2 separate regions of the Mus musculus genome follow, and region 2 is linked to region 1. A link is a loop called in an ENCODE intact Hi-C map of the cell type or tissue named here. Cell type or tissue: heart. All regions are shown on one strand.

The links. Peaks named below come from ENCODE experiments on the same cell type or tissue, not always from the same donor. Only the 100,000 strongest peaks of a DNase experiment are listed, where the experiment ranks them.
Region 2: it touches region 1 in a loop (3-fold over the local background); 3 of 42 quality-filtered maps call a loop at or near these places.

The regions. Positions count from the first base shown.
Region 1 is chr19:34,665,316-34,667,815 of GRCm38, reverse strand. No RefSeq gene overlaps it. Among named protein-coding and RNA genes, the nearest start is that of Ifit1, 26 kb to the right of the region's middle. In heart, a CTCF peak has its summit at 1,469 (motif pointing left); no DNase peak of the experiment used is centred here.
Region 2 is chr19:34,877,487-34,879,986 of GRCm38, reverse strand. It overlaps Pank1 (pantothenate kinase 1), which reads left to right and starts at 532. Exons shown (of 7, transcript NM_001114339.2): 1 at 532-1,463. The coding sequence starts at 911. In heart, a CTCF peak has its summit at 1,501; DNase peaks (open chromatin) are centred at 686 and 1,896; H3K4me3 peaks cover 2,500 bases; H3K27ac peaks cover 2,397 bases.

The DNA of each region.
Region 1 (2,500 bases):
ATTGACATAACCCCATGTATTTTATCAGACCTCTATGGATTAAAGTTGTACCTCAATACCAAGCAGAACAACAGAAAACCTACATACTCATGGAAACTGAACAAATCTCCAATCAGTGACCACTGGGTCAAGGAAGAAATTAAGAAAGGAGTTAAAGAGTTTCTAGAATTTAATGAAAATGCATGCACAACTTACCGAAACTTATGGGACATAATGCAAGTAGTGCTAAGAGCAAAGTTCATAGCACTAAGTGCCTTCATAAAGAAATTACTAAGATCCTATATTAGTGACTTAACAACATGTCTGAAAGCTCTAGAACAAAAAGAAGCAAACACATTCAAGAGGAGTTGATGGCAGGAAATAATGAAACTCAGGGCTGAAATTGATAAGATAGAAGCAAAGAAAACAATACAAAAAAAATCAAGGAAACAAAAAGTTGGTTCTTTGAAAAAAAATCAACAAATAGAACAAACCCTTAACCAAGCTAAAAGGCAAAGAAAGAATATTCAAATTAACAAAGTCAGAACTAAAAAGACACCGAGGAAATCCAAAGAGTCATTAGGTCATACTTCAAAAACCTGTACTTCACAAATTGTAAAATCTAAAAGAAATAGATAATTTTCTTGATAGATCATGATCAGATAAACAGCCCAATAGGCCTACAATCCCTAAGAAAATAGAAGCAGACATTAAAAGTCTCAACCAAAAAAGGCGAAGGGCCAGATGGTTTTGTCACAGAATTCTACCAGATTTTCAAAGAAGAGATAATACAAATACTCCTCAAATTATTCCAAAAAAAATAGAAATAGAAGGAACATTGCCAAATGCATTTTATTAGGCCATAATCACTTTAATACCAAAGACTCAAGAAAGAAAGAAAAAAAAAGTTTCAGACCAATTTCCCTCAAGAACATGAATGCAAAAATACTCAGTAAAATACTCCCAAACTGAATCCAAGAACACACTAAAAAGATCGTCCATCATGATCAAGTAGGATTCATCCTAGTGATGGAGGGATGGTTCAACATGAAAATCCATCAATGCAATCCACTGTATGAATAAACTGAAAGAAACAAAACACATAATCACCTAATTAGATGTTGCAAAAAGCCTTCGAAAAAATCCAACACCCCTTGGTGATAAAAGTCTTGGAGAAATAAAGGTTATTAGACACATAGCCAAACAATAAAGGCAATATACAGCAAGCTGATATACAGCATCATGTTAAATGGACAGAAACCCAATTCCACTATATGGCCTTGGTCTTCCTATATGATTTTCAGGCCCTGTACATTATCTACCTCTTGAAGTAGACAGTCTAGAGACCAGAACTAAGCATAAGGCTTACTTCAACATTCACCTCTTAACTATACAAAAGAATCAAACAAGTTTCCCTTTAAGGGGCTTCAAAGGCATAGAAAAACCATTTTAACATTAAGATGTTATGTAGCACTGCCACCTGCTGGACATAGTGAGGCATCGCAGCGCGCCAACTTAACTGAGAAAGGTTGCCTAGCAGGAACACTGAGATTTATTGGCTGCTGGTCAAGTCCTCCACCTTTTGCTTGTTATCTATCCTGCATTTATCTTCTTCGTCTTACAGTGCTATTATCAGGCTAAAGACGCCATTCCTGACCCCTTTTCTTCAACATTGTGAACTCTACAGTGTTATGAAGTGATCTAATATGTTGAGAGAGTGTACTGGCTGGTTTTGTGTGTCAACTTGACACAAACTGGAGTTATCACAGAGAAAGGATCCTCCCTTGAGGAAATGCCTCCATGAGATCCAGATCAAGGGCGAGGGCCCAGCCCATTGTAGTTAGTGCTATTCCTGGGCTGGTAGTCCTGGGTTCTATAAGAGAGCAAGCTGAGCAAGCCAGGGGAAGCAAGCCAGTAAAGAACATCCCTCCATGGCCTCTGCATCAGCTCCTGCTCCCTGACCTGCTTGAGTTCCAGTCCTGACTTCCTTGGTGATGAACAGCAAAGTGGAAGTGTAAGCCGAATAAACCCTTTCCTCCCTAACTTGCTTCTTGGTCATGATGTTTTGTGCAGGAATAGAAACCCTGACTAAGACAAATCGGTAGCAGCATAGTTGGGTATTCCTGTGACAACCTGATCATGTTTTGGGGAGGACTGTGGAAGGACTTTGGAACTTTGGGCTAGAAGATCCATTTGTTCTTAAGAGCTCTGTGGGAGTTCCTGTAGGAGCTCGGAAGATAATGTTGAAAACCATGCAGAAGATGGAGGCCTGGTTTGTGAAATTTCAGAGGGATGATTAAAGACTCTTGTTAGGGCAATTGCTGTTTTGATTTCGAAGATTCTGTGGTTTTGGTTACCCGGGGCTGAAGAATCAGCTGTGATTAACAAATTAGCAGAACTACTACAGCGAAATCTTTGCATTACTGGGACTATTGATAATAGTTTTTGCTTCATCTTATTGTATTTTATTTAGTCATGTTTGGTTGTTATCTCTTAGAAGCCTGTTCTTAAATCCTATAAT
Region 2 (2,500 bases), 210 kb before region 1:
GGTACTTTTGTGACACACAAGAGTCCCCTTTGGACAGACACAAAAGCTAAGGCCTCAAGAAGTCCCCAATACCCAAATGTGTCCCGCTTGCTGGGCACTGCCTATAACAGGTGTGTTAAGTACTGACTTTGTCTTTTGCTCAGTGTCAGTGGGAATCGGAACTGGGAACTGGGGGCTAACTCTGAGGGCTATCATGGTGCTGGTTCCCCTTCTCATAACCAAGGCAACTTTTTATTTCATAAATAACAGAACAGGGCATTGTCCCCTGCCGGTCTTTTCTGGGTGAGGAATGCGCTTTTTATAGCTTGGGATCGGTTCTGTTTACTTGGTTTCTTCTAGCACCGGTTATTCCTGCCTAGTTTTGTCCTTCACTGTCCTTTCTCTCTCTTCCTAGGTTTCCTCTCTGCAAACGACAACTCGAGAACACATGCTGTTTGTGTGAGTGTGCCAACCAAGGAATTTCACTCCCCTCCTTCTCCAAGGCTGCCTACCTCTCTATAAATAATTGTTCTCTTCCCTCCCTTCAGACCTGGGAGTAGTTTGGTCACATTAACGCACGCGCGCCTGCTCACACACTTTCGTGGGGCGGGGATGTAGCATGGGTGACCTTGTGAAGGTACTAGCCCACTGGGGATAGGATTAGCAAACCTGAAACCTCTGCAAATATCTGGCTTCCTCCGGCATTCCTCCCGAGGCTTCTGGCTGTCTCGTGCCTACCTCACCCAGTACCCTTTAGGCTCGCTCCGCCACACAAAGCCCCATCCGCCTATCTCCTCTTCGCAAACCCCGAGAACTTCATTCCGCACGTTGAAACTCGTCGGTGGCGGTGGCGGGTAGGACTGGGCATGCTCAGTGGCGGGGACAGGTCTGGGAGGCGAGGAAGCCGCATTTGAAGTGGCTCGGCCTTGGGATGAGGGGGAGGCGGGCTCCCCGGCCGGGGTCCACCGAGGTTCCCGCAGCTGCGCGCGATGCCGACACGCTGCGGGCGAGAGCAGCAAGCCCGGTGCGCGGGGCCCAGCTCGCCGAAGACGTGGGGACGCCGACGGGAGGAGGGGAGGAGCGCCGGGGCCACCAGCTCCCGACCGCGGCGCCGAGGCTGCGGGAGAGCAAGCCCCAGGGTGGATCGGAAGATCGGGGAACGGCCGACCGTGACCTCCAGCGAGGCTGCCAGAGCCGGAGCCCGCGCACCGCTCCGCCGGTCCCGGGCATGGGCGACCGCGGCGCGCAACACGAGCGCGCGGCCCTGCAGTCCCCGGGGGCCCCCGAGGGCGCCGCGGCCGCCGTGAACGGGCTGCTGCACAACGGCTTCCACCCGTCGGCCGCCAGCAGCCGCGACCCGCCGGCCCCACGCTTCCAGCTCCCGTCCGAGCTGCAGCCGCAGCCGCTGTTCGCCCAGCATGATTCTCCGGCCAAGAAATGCCGGCTGCGGAGGAGGATGGACTCCGGGAGGAAGAACAGGCCGCGTAAGTCCTGCCGGCAGGGAAGCGCCGGTGCCCGCGGTCGAGGGGGGCGACAGAGTGCCGCTCTGGACTGCGTCCTCCCTAGAGGCGTCGGGCGTCCAAGGTGGCGGCCCGCGGTGGCGCCTGTCTAGTCCGATCCGCCTACTGGGTCGGTCAGACACTAGCTGGAGCTGCTCCCTCGGTCACCGTAGCGGCTGGGAGAACGCACTGCCCGCTGTTATTGGTGGCCGTGGGGCAAACAACCCGACTGATCTTGGGTCTGGGACTAGGAGGAGGGCGGGCTGGCACAGCCCGGGGCTCACTGCTCCCTTCTCCGAGCACATCTTTTGGGGCGTGCATCTCAGGCTACCAGTTTGCCCTTTGAATCGCAGAGTAACCGCCAGTATCTAGGGCCCATTGGCAAGCTTAAGGAGGCGTGGAGTTTGACAATCCCCCAAATCACAGCCTATTAAACAGTGTTTCCACACAGCCAGTGAGACGGCTGGTGTAGAGGGAAACACCCACTGACACCATGTGGGCCGGAACGGTGTGGACCAATGAGGATTGCAGGTGGATTCCCCCCCTCCCCTTGGAGTGGGTCGAGTTGAGTGTTTGTAATTGTACAACTCCAAAAAGTGCGTTGTTTCACAACCTGAGACTTGTATATATAATGGTAGACTGTAAAGGGTACCTTCCCCACCTGACATTCTGGGATGTCAGTTTGTAGGTAGAGATTACGAGTTGTTTTGTTTTGTTTTGTTTTGTTGTTGTTGTTTTTTTTCCTTATCTGAGCCTAACTCCATTCAACTGGTTACCTCTTTGTGGGTGTCTTTAATGAAGCTTGTAAATGGCAGAAAGCAAAGTAAGTAGAGTCCACGGTAGTGAGCGATCGGATTCAAACGGGTACCTGTTGCATATCAATTAACTGTTCTGGGTTGGGAAATGATTAAATTGGGCTTCAATTTCTGTAAAAGGTTGATGTTTGGAAAACAGCATAACTCCTTCGCCTGTCTTTGCTTATAATTTTTATCTTTCTGTTCATAGTTTTCATAGCCTTTCTG